Regions from separate parts of the Homo sapiens genome. Here region 1 is linked to region 2. A link is an interaction called in ENCODE POLR2A ChIA-PET data of the cell type or tissue named here. Cell type or tissue: Caco-2. All regions are shown on one strand. Region 1 overlaps SLC25A25 (solute carrier family 25 member 25). Region 2 holds the start of GOLGA2 (golgin A2).

Evidence for each region. ChIA-PET counts read pairs that join two places held together with the same protein. Peaks named below come from ENCODE experiments on the same cell type or tissue, not always from the same donor. Only the 100,000 strongest peaks of a DNase experiment are listed, where the experiment ranks them.
Region 1: POLR2A ChIA-PET joins it to region 2 with 12 read pairs; 4 of 35 experiments call an interaction of 5 or more read pairs at or near these places.

What each region holds. Positions count from the first base shown.
Region 1 is chr9:128,075,713-128,083,712 of GRCh38, reverse strand. All of the region lies in intron 1 of SLC25A25 (solute carrier family 25 member 25), which reads right to left. Among named protein-coding and RNA genes, the nearest start is that of SLC25A25, 11 kb to the right of the region's middle. In Caco-2, no CTCF peak of the experiment used is centred here; a DNase peak (open chromatin) is centred at 4,482.
Region 2 is chr9:128,275,067-128,283,066 of GRCh38, reverse strand. GOLGA2 (golgin A2) reads left to right here and starts at 7,060. Exons shown (of 27, transcript NM_001366244.2): 1 at 7,060-7,174. The coding sequence starts at 7,091. It overlaps SWI5 (SWI5 homologous recombination repair protein), which reads right to left and starts at 6,791. Exons shown (of 5, transcript NM_001318089.2): 1 at 6,665-6,791; 2 at 6,312-6,360. The coding sequence starts at 6,726. RefSeq lists enhancers at 6,557-6,686, 7,547-7,596 and a silencer at 7,287-7,396. In Caco-2, no CTCF peak of the experiment used is centred here; DNase peaks (open chromatin) are centred at 3,586, 6,266, 6,976, 7,676 and 1 weaker place; H3K4me3 peaks cover 2,054 bases.

The DNA of each region.
Region 1 (8,000 bases), 200 kb after region 2:
CCCCATCTTTACTAAAAATACAAAAAAAAAAAAAAATTCGCTGGGCGTGGTGTTGGGTGCCTGTAGTCCCAGCTACTCGGGATGCTGAGGCAGGAGAATGGCGTAAGCCCGGGAGGCGGAGCTTGCAGTGAGCGGAGATCGCGCCACTGCACTCCAGCCTAGGCGACAGAGCAAGACTTCATCTCAAAAAAAAAAAAAAGAAAAAAGAAAAAAAAAAGAAATATTAACACTCAGAAGCCATGAGAGGGAAGAGTAGTAACACTTTTTAGAAAGTTAACAGATGAAGCGAGATTTTATTTGACAGAAAGTCAGAATGATTAGGCTGATTGATTTGATGAGGACTGGCACAGCCAATATGGTCATATAAAAGGCCTTTTCCATAAATTAAATGAGTCATATATGCAGCTCTAAGATTTTGGCCAAAACCAGAACCCAAACCAAAACAAACAAAAAAAAACACTTTTATTTATTTATTTTTTTTTTTTGAGACGGAGTCTCACTCTGTCACCTAGGCTGGAGTGCAATGGTACTATCTCGGCTCACGGCAACCTCCACCTCCCGGGTTCAAGCAATACTTCTGCCTCAGCCTCCTGAGTAGCTGGGACTACAGGCGCCCGCCACAATGCCCGGCTAATTTTTGTATTTTTTAGTAGAGATGGAGTTTCACCATGTTGGCCAGGCTGGTCTTGAACTCCTGACCTTGTGATCTGCCCGCTTCAGCCTCCCAGAATGCTGGGATTACAGGCTGAGCCACTGCGCCCGGCCTCAAACAAAAACATGTAAAGCAGATGTACAGGCCGGGCGTGGTGTCTCACACCTGTAATCCCAGCACTTTGGAGGCGGAGGTGGGTGGATCACCTGAGACCAGCCTGGCCAACATGGTGAAACCCCATCTCTACTAAAAATACAAAAATTAGCCAGGCGTGGTGATTCTAGCTACTTGGGAGGTTGAGGCAGGAGAATCCCTTGAATCCGGGAGGCGGAGGTTGCAGTGAGCCAAGATTGCGCCACTGCACTCTAGCCTGGGCAAAGAGCGAGACTGTCTTAAAATAAAATAAAATAAAAATAATAAAGCAGATGTACAAAATGTGCAAGGGGATATGCTGTTTTCAAAATTATTTTTGGGTGGTACAGGAGTCAAGAGTTTGAAGACTCTCTTTTATATACTGATATATGGCAGTGCCAGGCTATTCCAGAGGCAGGACTGTAGCAGGTGAATGTCAGTCTCCGCTGGAATGAACCAATCAGCCAACGGAAAAACTCAGCTCCTATGTGCTGCCTGCGCTGGGCGGCTGGAGTTTCAGGCTGTAAGGCAGGACTCTTAAACGCCCACCTGATGTGACTCAGCAACAATTGGACAATGAAGAGGAGCCACAACTCACCTCATTTGGCACAAATGAAACTAAGGTATGGCAGATGACAGAACTGCAATAATGAAAAAAGGAAATCCATGATCTATTTCCATTTTAGGAAACAGAACCGGAAAATCTAGCTTTGACAAAAACTCCCTAAAGAAAACTCCTGTAACTGTGGAAGGAAAAGAGAAGTCCGGCATGAAAACCCTCAGTCTTGTGGATGGCTTCTGTTTACTCCTGGTGAAAAGCCAGTCCCCTTCGAGGTCCCAAGTTCAAGGTGAATGCATATTAAAGATGTCTTTTTCTTTTCTCTACAAGAAAGTTAGAGGCATACAAAATTTACCCAACTCTTAAGTGTAGGATTTTAAGATGTAACAAGTCAAGTTCTACAGAAGCAAGGGTCTGCTTGGAAATATGGGATTTCTACTTTATTTTTTTTGAGACAGGGTCTGGCTCTGCTGCCCAGACTGGAGTGCAGGTATGATCATGGCTCACTGCAGCCTCAACCTCCCAGGCTCAAGGGATCTTCCCACCTCAACCTCCCAAGTAGCTGGGACCACAGGCATGCCTGGCTAATTTTTTAAAATTTTTTGTAGAGATTGGGTCTCCCTATGTTGCCCAGACTGGTCTCGAACTCCTGGCCTCAAGCAATCCTCCCACCTCAGCCTCCCAAAGTGCTGGGAGTACAGGCATGAGCCACCGTGCCCGGCCTAATTTCTCTTCTTTTTCTGCTCTTATAAGAGCATGATTCTCCTTTAGATTAGACATGTGCACCAAGAGTAAGGAGCAGGGGGTGAATATGGTATGGAGGCCAGCATGTGACAACCCAATCACCTAAAATGTTCAAAAAATTTTGAAGCAACCCAACACTGGCCAGTGGGAGCCACACAATTCGTCCATGTGAGCCTACTTGTTGTACCCACCCTGTCCTTATCCTCTCCTTTCCTTCTCCCACGTGAAAAAGCAAACCAACAAATTTATTACTAAAGCAACATAAAATGTTTTTAGTTTCTGAAAACAGATCTCAGGATTGCACTCACACTGAGATGATCTGACTCAACACAAACTTAACTCTCACCAGCTGCTTGCTCTGCTTTGCACAAGGACTGCAGGCAGGAGAGAGGTCAAGGGGGTGAAACCCTCCCTGGGCTGCCTTACACGCAGCACAGCTGTTCAGGGTGGGAGGGCAACTGGATGAATGCCGGCTAATAGCTGGTTTAAACCAAGCCAGCTCTCCTAAACAATTCAGAAAAGGAATTCTTTAGCTATAGAACTATCTACCTTTAGATCCTATTTTTCCTTCTTCTGTAGGTTAGAGAGGAAGAGACTCTGGCAAACAAAAAATACACCCAAGTCGTGAATGAAAAAAGGAAAAAAGTTAACTGTGTCCATAAATGCATCACTAAGGGGTGCTGAGGAACCTTGTCTTTCTCCCTAAGATCCCCCCTACAATGCCTTTATAGGACACTGGACAAATTGCTTAACTTCTCCAGCCTGTAAAATGTGGGGAGTGAACTGAACAACCTTGAAAACGCTCCAGTTCTAACATTATATGGATTCCAACTCAATCTAAAGGCCTTAACCAAAAGCAACAACAGGGTTTTGGGCAAGTGGGATAGAAAAGGCCAACAATGGCTGGGGGTGGTGGCTCACGCCTGTAATCCCAGCACTTTGGGAGGCCGAGGTGGGTGGATCACCTGAGGTTGGGAGTTCGAGACCAGCCTGGCCAGCATGGTGAAACCTCATCTCTATTAAAAATACAAAAAAAAAATTAGCCGGGCACGGTGGCGCATGCCTGTAATCCCAGCTACTCCATGCCTCCATGCACTCCAGCCTGGGCAATGAGAGCAAAACTCCGTCTCAAAAAAAAAAAAAAGCCCAACAAGGTTGATGAAGGTGTGTACCATAGCTGGTTTTAACCAACAGGACCATTCCACTGTGTCCTATCTACTCTACAGATAAGGACTTAACAGACAGTTGGTTCTTTTTTTTTTTTTTTTTTTTTTTTGGGATGGAGTCTTGCTCTGTCACCCAGGCAGAAGTGCAGTGGCACGATCTCAGCTCACTGCAACCTCCACCTCCTGGGTTTTTTGTGGGTTTTTTTTTTGTTTTTTTGTTTTTTTTTTTTAGATGGGGTATCACTCTGTTGCCCCGACTGGAGTGCAGTGGCGTGATCTCGGCTCACTGCAACCTCCACCTCCCAGGTTCAAGTGATTCACCTGCCTCAGCTTCCCAAAGTGCTGGGATTACAGGCATAAGCCACCATGCCCGGCCCCTCCTGAGTTTTTTTAAGCGATTCTCCTGCCTCAGCCTCCCCAGTAGCTGGGATTACAAGCACGCACCACCAGGACCAGCTAATTTTTTTTTTGAGAGGGAGTCTCGCTCTGTCAGCAGGCTGGAGAGCAGTGGCACGATCTGGGCTGCCTGCAACCTCTGTTTCCCAGGTTCAAGCGATTCTCCTGCCTCAGCCTCCCGAGTAGCTGGGACTACAGGCGTGCACCACCATACCCGGCTAATTTTTGTATTTTTAATAGAGACGGGGTTTCACCATGTTGGCCAGGATGGTCTCAATCTCTTGACCTCGTGATCCGCCCGCCTCGGCCTCCCAAAGTGCTGGGATTACAGGCGTGAGCCACCGCGCCTGGCCCCTCCTGGGTTTTTTAAGCAATTCTCCTACCTCAGCCTCCCCAGTAGCTGGGATTACAGGCATGCGCCACCAGGCCCGGCTAATTTTTTTTTTTTTTTTTTTTTTTTGTATTTTTAGTAGAGACAAGGTTTTGCCAGTTGGCCAGGCTGGTCTCGAACTCCTGACCTCAAGTGATCCACCTGCCTTGGCCTCACAAAGTGCTGGGATTACAGGCGTGAGCCACAACGCCCAGCCAGTTGGTTCTTATTCTTGGTGATCTAAACTACCCTCTCTCCACCCTTTTTTTTTTTTTTTTTTTTTTGGCATCAGCAGCATTTCAATCAATGGTTTTTGAGAGTCTTCTTACACAATGTAGGCGGTTCTGTGTTTTGGAAGAAGTGTCACATTAGACTCCAGCCAACAGGGAGGGAGGACAGGAGGAAAGGTATGGAGCCAGAGTGTGATGGAACAACACTGAAAGCTTCAGGCACCGGCAGGAACAGGGACAGCCACCTCTCCAGTTTCCCCACTGACCCTGCAGAAAATGAGTCATGATTTATCTCCTCAAACTTCCTGGAAAAGCCAGCCAAGAGCTTAAAGTAGATAAGAAGCTCCTTATGGCCTACCTTTGTTATTCATTTACTTTAAAGGAAGATGCATCTTTAAGACAACAGCTTCTTTTGTCAGGTGTGGTGTTGAGTCTTTTATATCCCGTATTAGGAACAGTGTACCTATCATTTTAGTCACGGCTTCCTGTGCACCACCAGGGCCTTAAAATGCTGAGACAGAGTTATGCACAGGTATGTCAATGTCATAAACTATGAAAATAAATGTGGCCAAGTTTTAAAGGCAAGTTAAGTGTCCACAGTCAAAGAAGGAAGGCGGCACTGCATTGAGCTAAATGGGGCAGAGTCAAAATCCTGGGTTCTGGAACTGGCTTGGCCTCCAAGCAACCCAGCCTCCGAGCCTTAGTCCCACTTCTGCAAAGTAATGCTGGTTAGTGAGATAATCTCCAAAGCTTTGAAGTAAGCTCCACTTGAGCTTCCACTTTCACAACTTCAAGGTCAACTCTGTACTTAGGAAAGACGATCCACGGCTTCTGAGAGGGCAACAGGCTTGCAAGATGAGGAGGTCCGGTTTCTGTCCAGGGAAAGCATGCGGGCCCCAAAGACGTCTTTTTGTGTAGATAGAGTGAGTGAGTCTACTACAACTTTTTATTGTTTCTTTGCTCATTTTGATGTCCACAGAGCCCAGGTTTTCCACAGCGGACATCCCCTTCCACACCACGGAAGCTTCTCCCTCTCCAGGTTGCTGGGGTGGGGCTATGTCTCCCTGGGTGCCACACACCCTTTAATGCTGATGTCCCCAGGCTTTGCCCTCCCTTGCCTTTCGCTTTTCACCTAAGCAAACTAGGGGCAAAATATAGGTGATTCTGACCAATTCTGGGCACCTTATTTTCAAAGAACCAATGGGGAAGTCACTTGGTGAATATGTGCCAGACCCAGTCCTGGGCTCTTTCTATGCTTTATCTAATTTAACCCACACACCCCCCTTATGCAGTAGGTCCTCATACCAACAAGTTTCTGATAAGGAAACAGACTTGGAGAGGGTGAGTCATTTGTTCAAGGTCACTCAGCTAGCAAGCAGCAGAAGGAACATTTGAACCCAGGTCTCATACCATACAAATCACCCTTTTTTTTTTTTTTGAGACAGAGTCTCACTCTGTTGACCAGACTGGAGTGCAGTGGCGCAGTCTCGGTTCACTGCAACCTCCAACTCCCAGGTTCAAGCAATTTTCCTGCCTCAGCCTCCCGAGTAGCTGGGATTACAGATGTGTGCCACCATGCTCGGCTAATTTTTGTATTTTTAGTAGAGCTGGGGTTTCTACATGTTGGCCAGGCTGGTCTCGAACTCCTGACCAGCCTCCCAAAGTGCTGGGATTACAGGCATGAGCCACCCATTTAAAGTATACAGTTCAGTGGTTCTCAGTATCTTCACGGATATGTGCAACCATCACTCCAGTCAACTTGAGAATATTTCCAACACCTCAAAAAGAAACCTCATCTCACCTTCCTATCTCTCTACCCGCCAGTACCCCACTCCCAGGTAGGCAAGTACTACTCAATTTTCTGTCTCTGTAGACTTCTCCATTCTGGACTTTCACCTAAATGGATCATACAGTGCATGATCTTTGCGACTGGCTTTTTTTTTTTTTAAGACGGAGTCTTGCTCTGTCGCCCAGGCTGGAGTGCAGTGGCGCGATCTCGGCTCACTGCAAGCTCCGCCTCCCGGGTTCACGCCATTCTCCTGCCTCAGCCTCCCGAGTTGCTGGGACCACAGGCGCCCGCCACCGCGCCCGGCTAATTTTTTTTGTATTTTTAGTAGAGACGGGGTTTCACCGTGGTATCGATCCCCTGACCTCGTGATCCACCCGACTTGGCCTCCCAAAGTGCTGGGATTACAGGCGTGAGCCACCGCGCCCGGCCGCGACTGGCTTCTTTCAATCAGCGTAACATTTCCGAGGAAAGTCTGTACTATAAACCCCATGGGTTATTGTCTCAGCTAAGGGAACTGTAAGGTATGGACAGCACGTCACCTGAGAAGTGCATGATGATACCTGTTTTTAGCAGCAGCAGAGATTATAGGAAGATAAGACCACAGATTTCAGATAAAGGGCCCTTGGATCACTTTTCTGTCTTGCTCCTGAAGGTACACATGGGGCAATGGGCAGCAGCAGATACAAGATTTCAGTCTAACATGACAGAGAACTCACAGTGACTCCAATTAGGTTCACAATAGAAAGGGCGGATGACCATCTGCGAAGGATGCTTCCGGAGAGCTTATCTCCATGTTGGGTGGAAGGCTGGCTAGTGACCATGATGGCCCGTCACCCATCCAAGACTAAATTCTATGGTTCTGCCAAATTCGCATTAGTATAATTAATGGTTAAAAACAAAAAGTTAGGGCCGGGTGTGGTGGCTCACGCCTGTAATCCCAGCACTTCGGGAGGCTGAGGCGGGTGGATCACGAGGTCAGGAGATCGAGACCATCCTGGCTAACATGGTGAAAACCTGTCTCTACTAAAAAATACAACAAAAATTAGCTGGGCGTGGTGGTGGGCGCCTGTAGTCCCAACTACTGGGGAGGCTGAGGCAGGAGAATGGCGTGAACCCAGGAGGCAGAGCTTGTAGTGAGCTGAGATCACGCCACTGCACTCCAGCCTGGGCGAGAGAGAGAGACTCTGTCTCAAAAAAAAATAAAAATAAAAATAAAAATAAAAATAAAAATAAAAAAAAAGTTAGGCTGGGCGTGGTGGCTCATGCCTGTAATCCTAACACTTTGGGAGGCCAAGGCGAGAGGATCACATGCGTTCAGGAGTTCGAGACCAGCCTGAGCAACATAGGAAAACCCCGTCTCTACAAAAAATACAAAAATTAGCTGGGCATGGTGGTGCACACCTGTAATCCCAGCTACCTGGGAGGCTGAGTGGGAGGATAGATTGAGTCTGGGAGGTCAAAGCTGCGGTGAGCTGTGATTGAACCACTGAACGCCAGCCTGGGTGACAGAACAAGATTCTGTTTCAAATAATAAATAAATAATAAAAAGTTGGCTGCCAGGCACATGTCATCAAGACCCCTGAGGCTGTGTCACAGGCATAATAAAATAAAATAAAATAAAATAAAAAGTTGGCTGGGTACAGTGGCTTAGGTCTGTAATCCCAGCACTTTGGGAAGCCGAGATAAGAGGATCGCTTGAGCCCAGGAATTCAAGACTCAGCTGGAATAGAAATGAAGAAATGAATACCAGCAAAATATTTGTTTCTATCATTCCCTTGTGGGGATGTGAGACTTCAACAAGTAATAACTCTTTTTTGTTTTTTTTCTTTTTGAGACAGAGTCTCGCACTGTCACCCAGGCTGGAGTGCAGTGGCGCGATCTCGGCTCACTGCAACCTCCGCCTCCTGGATTCAAGTGATTCTCCTGCCTCAGCCTCCCGAGTAGCTGGGATTACTGGTGCAC
Region 2 (8,000 bases):
CTGGGATTACAGGCGTGAGCCACTGCTCCCGGCCTAATTTTTGTATTTTTAGTAGAGACAGGGTTTTTGCCATGTTGGCCAGGCTGGTCTCAAACTCCTGACCTCAAGTGATCTGCCCGCCTCAGCCTCCCCAGGTGCTGGGATTACAGGCGTGAGCCACCATGCCCATCTGTCACTGGGTTTATAATCTCATTGGATAAAACCCTTCCTTGGGGCTTTCATCTTTGCCCTTTCTGCCTGTAGAAGCTGTGAAGGCCAGTGCCTAGTACACAGCCAATCTTCAGGAAATGTATGTTGGATGAGCTGTCTACACATGATACAAGAAGGGACCGAGGAAGACGGTCTTCCTGGTTTTAGGTTAGTGGCTTGTAACCAGTCACTCAGAGGAATGAGTGAGCACTCTCTGCCAGGAACTGACAAAGGGTCCAGGAGCGCAGCAATGAATGAGACATCAAGCCCAGCCCACTGCTCTCATAGAAGGCATAGCCTAGCCCCAAAGAGAAAGCGCCCAACGATGAAGTTCTTCCTCCAGATGCTTCCAGTTAAAGCTCTACTTACCTATCGCCCCATCAGAAAGGCCCTCTCTGACAGCCCTGTCTACAACAGTAACATCTCAATCACTCACTATCCCTTTTTCCTGATTTTTAATATTTTTTGAAATTTAATTTTTCTTTTTTTTTTGAGACAGTTCTCGCGTTGTCGCCCAGGCTGGAGTGCTGTGGCACAATCTCAGCTCACTGCAACCTCCGCCTCCCGGATTCAAGCGATTTTCCTGCCTCAGCCTCCTGAGTAGCTGGGATTACAGGCGCATGTCACCACACTCGGCTAATTTTTCCATTTTTAGTAGAGACAAGGTTTCACCATGTTGGTCAGGCTGGTCTCAAGCTCCTGACATCGTGATCCGCCCACCTCAGCCTCCCAAAGTGCTGGGATTACAGGCGTGAGCCACCGCACCCGGCCTTTTTTAAATTTAATTTTTCTTTTAAGATGGGGTCTGTCTCGCTCTGTCATCCATGCTGGAGTGCGGTAGCACAATCACACCTCACTGTAGCCTCAACTTTCTGGGCTTAAGCAATCCTCCCACTCTAGCCTCCTGAGTAGCACAACAGGCATGTGCCATCACACTCAGCGAATTTTTTTGAAAAATTTTATTTTTTTGTAGAGATGGGGTCTTGCTATGTCACCCAGTTTGTTCTCAAACCCTGGGCTGGAGCAATCCTCACACCTTGGCCTCCCAGTGTTAGGACTGCAAACATGAGCCACCGCACCTGGCCTCCTGATGTTTTATAGCATTTTTCGTCACCCGACAAGTTATGCATTTCATTATTTTCATTGCCTTACATTGCTTTACATCACTGAAGTGTAAGCTCCATGAGGGAAGGGACTTTTGTTTACTGCTGATTGCATAGTGTCTACAACAGTACATGGCACATAGTAGACACTCAATATTAATATTTATCAATGAATGAAGTAACCAATAAACGAATTATAAGTCTGGAAAATGCTTTGAAGTTGAAGTACAGTGTGCTATGGGAGAGTCTAACAGGGCAACTGGACTGACCCAGAAGTGGGGATAAGGCTTCTCCGAGGAAGCTAAATTTTAAAGGATGAGCAGGCTTTAGCTTGGCAGAAAGGTGGAAGAAAGTATTGCAGACAGAGGGGACAAAAGAGTTGGCCCTCTGTATCAGTGGGTTTCACAATGAAAATATCTGATGAAAAAAAAGCATGGTTGGCCAGGTGCAGTGACTCACACCTGTAATCCCAGCACTTTGGGAGGCCAAGGCAGGCAGATAACGAGGTCAGTAGTTCGAGACCAGCCTGGCCAACATAGTGAAACCCTGTCTCTACTGAAAATACAAAAATTAGCCAGGCATGGTGGTGCGCACCTGTAGTCCCAGCTACTTGGGAGGCTAAGGCAGGAGAATCCCTTGAACCTGGGAGGTGGAGGTTGTGGTGAGCCAACATCACACCATTGCACGCCAGCCTGGGTGACAGAGCGAGACTCTCTCAAAAAAAAAAAAAAAAAAAAAAAAAAAAAGCATGGTTGAATCTGTATTGAACACGTAGCCTTTTTTTCCTGGTCATTACTCCATGGGGATCCTGGCAGCAATCTCCGTGGATACCCAGGGGTGAATGTGTATCTGAATGCCTTAAGGCAGGAGACAGCACATGTGTTCGGGGGAATGAAAGTGGTTTCCACGTGTGTGAATGGGTGAGTGAGGGGATAGTGGTGTGAAAAAGAACAAATGCGACCGGGCACGGTGGCTCACGCCTGTAATCCCAGCACTTTGGGAGGCGGAGGCGGGAGGATCACGAGGTCAGGAGATCAAGACCATCCTGGGTAACATGGTGAAACCCCGTCTCTACTAAAAATACAAAAAATTAGCTGGGCGTGGTGGCGGGCGCCTGTAGTCCCAGCTAGTCGGGAGGCTGAGGTAGGCGAATCGCTTGAACCCTGGAGGCAGCGGTTGCAGTGAGCCGAGATTGCACCACTGTACTCCAGCACTCCAGCCTGGGTGGCAGAGCGAGACTCTTGTTTTTTTTTTTTTTTTTTTTAAAAAGAACAGATGCAACCATGAGTAGTGCTATTAGAAAGGAGAAGAGGCAGAGCACACTTCAAGAGCTTGGGGTTCCTCTGATGATGCAAGGGCAGTTGGAGGAGTTGGTTTTGTGGTCCTGGTTAGGAGGCTGAGTGTGATTTCAGACTTGGCAAGTGGGAAGGCAAAGATTCTGCAGGCAGCTCTGGGTGTCCCAAGAAAGGTCAGGGCTGGAGAGAGATAGGAGGGTTGTGGGCACTGGGGTGGGCTGAGGGAGTGGGAGTCAGAACTTGGAGCAGGTGTGTAGAAAGAGAATGGCAAGAGGAGAGCAGAGCCACCCGGAAATGTGTGGGCAAAGGATTACCCAGGTGCTGAGGCAAGAGACTGAAGGCACAAACTGTTTCAGTATAATAAAGAAAATAGAATAAGAATAGTCACAACACAAATTAGATATAGAGATGATCATGGACAATTATCAATCATTAGTATAAACACTATTAATCATTAGCTTTTAATATTACTCCTTGTTGCACTACTAATATAACCTAAGAATAACCGGCAAGTATAGGGTCAGGTGCTGAAGGAACATTGTGAGAAGTGACCTAGAAGGCAAGAGGTGAGCCCTCTGTCACACCTGCATAAGGGCCGCTTGAGGGCTCCTTGGTCAAGCGGTAATGCCAGTGTCTGGGAAGGCACCCGTTACCTAGCAGACCGTGAAAGGGAGTCTCCTTTCCTTGGAGGAGTCAGGAAACACTCTGCTCCACCAGCTTCCTGTGGGAGGCTGGATATTATCCAGGCCGGCCCGCAGTCATCCGGAGGCCTAAACCCCTCCCTGTGGGGCTGTGCTTCAATGGTCACGCTCCTTGTCCACTTTTATGTTCCTTCCATACTCCTGGTTTCTCTTTGAAGTTCATAGTAGATAGTGGTAGAAGAAACAGTGAAAGTCTTAAAGTCTTTGATCTTTCTGATAAGTGCATAGAAGAAAATGCTGACGTATGCTGCCTTCCCTCTCTGCTTTGGCTACCTAGAAGGGAAGGGCCCACTGGCCCACGATCATGTGACTTGCTTGATCTTATCAATCACTTGGACGACTCACCTTCCTTACCCTGCCCCCCTTGTTTTGTATGCAGTAAATATCAGCGTGCCCAGCCATTCTGGGCCACTACCGGTCTCCACGTCTTGGTGGTAGTGGTCCCCTGGGCCCAGCGGTTTTCTCTTTATCTCTTTGTCTTGTGTCTTTATTTCTTACAATCTCTTGTCTCCGCACATGGGGAGAACGCCCACCAAGCCCCGTAGGGCTGGATCCTACAGAAATGCCCACATTTACCTCAGGAGTGGCAGGAAGCAAAGGAGCCAGCCGAGCGGGCACAGAAAAAGAGGCAGGAGAGGTCAGGAGGGTGCTCCTGCAAATAGGCCCAGAGAGGAGCAAGCCCAAGGTACCGCTTAAGAGTTCAGTTCAAGCCCAGGCACGGTGGCTCATGCCTGTAATCCCAGCACTTTGGGAGGCTGAGGCGGGTGGATCACTGAGGTCAGGAGTTTGAGACCAGCCTGGCCAACATGGCAAAACCGTCTCTACTAAAAATATAAAAATTAGCCGGGCATGGTGGCGGGCACCTGTAATCCCAGCTACTAGGGAGGCTGAGGCTGGAGAATCACTTGAACCTGGGAGGCAGAGGTTGCAGTGAGCCAAGATCGTGTCATTGCATTCCAGCCTGGGCGACAGAGCAAGATTCCGTCTCAAATAAAAAAAAACAAAAAAAACCAAAAACAACTCAGTTTCTCAGTTTAAAGCCCCCAGCTCTGCCACGTCCTGGCTATATTCATCTCTCTGGAACTCACAGGCCTCACCTCAACATGGGGACAGTAAAGCGTCTTCTCAAAGGTTGCTGGAAGGAACTGGAAAGATGATGCATGTAAAGTAAGCTGATGGGACAATGCTCAATAGAGCCTCCTTTTTTTTTTTTTTGAGATGGAGTTTCGCTCTGTTGCCCAGGCTGGAGTGCAGGGTGATCTCGGCTCACTGCAACCTCCACCCCCTGGGTTCAAGCGATTCTCCTGCCTCAGTCTCCCAAGTAGCTGGGATTACAGGCATGTACCACTATGCTCAGCTAATTTTTGTATTTTTAGTAGAGATGGGGCTTCACCATGTTGGGCAGACTGGTCAAACTCCTGACCTCAGGTGATCCACTCACCTTAGCCTCCCAAAGTGCTGGGATTATAGGCGTGAGTCACTGTGCCGGGTCGAGCGTTGTTTTTAAAAATGGAAGGAATGGAAGCTGGGCATGGTGGCTCATGCCTGTAATCCCAGCACTTTGGGAGGCCGAGGCGGGCAGGTTGCTTTGAGCTCACGAGTTTGAGACCAGCCTGGGCAACATGGCGAAAATTTGTCTCTACTGAAAATACAAAAAAATTAGCCAGGCGTCATGGCACACAACTGTGGTTCCAGCTATTTGGGACGCTGAGGCAAGAGGATGGGTTGGGCCTGGGAGGCAGAGGTTACAGTGAGCCCAGATCGCACCATTGCACTCCAGCCCGGGCGACAGAGTGCGACTGTGTCTCAAAAAAAAAAAAAAAAAAAAAAGAGAAGGAATGAATTAGCATGAATGAGAAAGGCATGATCTGCAGTGAGTTACCGCATGGTCAAAGACAGTGGATACCAACCCACTTGCAGAGAGAAGCTCAATCAGCCCAGTGCTTTTGGCAAACTATGGCTGCCACCCCGTCATCGTCATCTGAGCTCACTGTGAGTTGCCCTTCAGGCCCTGCCTCTGACCCTGCCATCTCTGGAGAGCCCTCTTTGCAAGCCCAAGCCTGGGCTCCCCATCTCAGAACCATGTGCATACTTGTCCTGGAATTATTTTTTTGCCTGTGGCTCCTGGAGGGCAGGGGGCTATCTGGCATACACCTGCATTGCAGCAGTTGCTAAATCAATGAACAAATACCAAGTCTTTCCCGATCTAACTTCTTTTTTGTTTTTGAGACTTGTCTAGCTCTGTTGTCCAGGCTGGAGTGCAGTGGTGCAATCTCGGCTTACTGCAACCTCCACCTTCCGGGTTCAAGCAATTCTCCTGCCTCAGCCTCCTGAGTAGTTGGGATTACAGGCCTGCACCACCACGCTCGGCTGATTTTTTTGTATTTTTAGTAGAGACAGGGTTTCATCATGTTGGGCAGGCTGGTCTTGAACTCCTGACCTCAAATGATCTGCCCGCCTCAGCCTCCCAAAGTGCTGGGATTACAGGTGTGAGCCACTGCACCCGGCCCTCACGATCTACCTTAAGAGTGGTGGTAGTTGTAGTGGCAACTCCATCTGGGGGATGAGAGAAGGAGTAGGCTGCGTTTTGGGGGTGGCTTGCCAGCGAAGAGGAGAGACTATTAGCAACGAAAGGAGTGGCCAGGGTGAACGCCAAGCATTTTCCTGACTGGGGAGCTATGGGTTTGTTTAAAGGCAGGGCTGGGTGAGGGGTGAAAAGAGCGAGGAGGAGAGATGGCTGGTGCTGGACTGGAGTGAAAGGCATCTGAGGAGCCAGGAGACAGGATGGGGAGGGAGAGGAGTTAGCCTAGGACAGGACAGGATAACACTTCTTTGAAGACTGGCGGGCATGAGGAAAGGAAGGGGAGGGATTCGGGAATGACCTGGCGGTTCTCAGTCGACTGGGAGAAGATATGGAAGAGGGCCAAGCGGGGATTGGCTGCTGTTGGGATGGGGAGTGGGGCCGGGAGCGCACAAGGGAAGGTCGAGGATGGGAAAGGGGGTGTGGGGGAAGAAATACTCACAGGGGATCGGAAGGCCCCGCGGCAACTTCGGGTAAGTCTTGGTTCAGTCCTAGAGAGGAATCCGAGGGGAAAGTCTGATTGGACCCACAGCCCGCTGTGAGGACGGGGTACTGTGGGGATGCGGGAGGAGGAGCAGTTGGGAAGTAGGAGCGCCAGGGACTGGATCCATCTGGAAAGGGGGCAGACACGCTCTCAGGATCAGGGTAGAGACCCTCTAGGAAGGGGGCGTTCTGAGACGGGGGTTGTCTGGAGCACTGGATGGGAGTCTTTGGAGGTGATTTCTGGGAAGGGAGAGTCTGGGGCAGGGCTGTGAGGAGTCAGGAAAGAAACTGTGGAGTCCGTTCCTCGCCCACCTCCTGAGCCCTGGGGTCCGAGGCCCCCGGATCAGGGGGTTCAATGGCGCAAGAGGGTCCAGCGCGGGAGTCGGAGAGCGACCTCTCAGGTGCACCGGGCCAGGAACTCTGACCCGGAGTGTGAACTGGCGCACAGAAAGCTGCGCGCGCACCCAAGGAAAGCCGGCCCCGCCCCTCTCCCGAGGTGGGCGGGGACAGCGGTTGCGTGCGCAGCTTTTGTTGTGACGCCACAGGTCCCTCTGGCCACGCCGCTGCATAGCCACGCCCCCTTCCGCTTCATATTTCTCATTGACCAATGGGCTTTGATCTTTGAGGCCACGCCCCCATTCTGCGCTCCAGTATCGCCCTGGTTACGCCTCCTCTGGCTCCGTCGCACAGCTGCGCGGTGGCTGACTGACTTCCGCAGTGGTTGCCGGGATCGCGCTGATGTGGCCCCAACCCCGCCTCCCTCCCCGCCCCGCGATGTCGGAAGAAACCCGACAGAGCAAATTGGCCGCAGCGAAGAAAAAGGTAAAGTGCACCGGGTCGCGGCCCCCCGACCCAGCCCCAGCCCCACTCCGATGGCAGGACCATGGCCAGAGTCTCTGCCACTCCTGAGGCACACCGGGCTGGGCTCCCCACGGCGCGTCCGGGCTCCCTCCACCAAAGTCTTGTCAGCCAGCCCCGCCCCCTCAGCCGCCCAGCCCCCGCCCTCGCCAGTCGCCCCCGGGTGACTTTGGGCTGGTGCTCCCGGGGCTCCCCGCTCCAGACTCGGCCCTCACCTCCTGCCCCCCGAAGTCCGACCTCCCTGGGCTCTTTGGGCTGGCGTCTCCAAGGACCTAGGACCCCAGCAATTCAGCCCCTGCCCTCGCCAGTGACTTTGGGCCCGTGACTCCCGGGGCCCCCCGCTCCAGACTCGACCCTCACCTCCTGCCGCCCCAAACCGGACCTCCCGGGGTTCTTTGGTCTCGGGTCTCCAAGGACCTGGGTCCTGGCCCTGCGGTCCCCTCCCCCATCGCGGAGCGGCGACTTGGACGTCGCGCTGATGTTCCCCCTAGGAGTGGAATGTAGTGACGTCACAATCCCCCTCGGAACCGTAATTAGTTGCGCGAGACCAGTCTTTGATCTTAGGACCCAGTCCCCTAAGTGTTCTCATCCCGCTTCTGGTTCCTCTGGTCACAGCATAAATTTCCAGCTGGAAGGGGATTGGGGACTATGGGACCTAGGAGGGAGAGGTTTCAGGCTGCCTTACACCCTTAACATAGACATTGACAGTGTGAAAAGCCTACACTTCACCCGTGAACTGAAAACATTGGCAGTATCTCTGGGTGGCAATGTGAGAACGGGATTGGTTTGG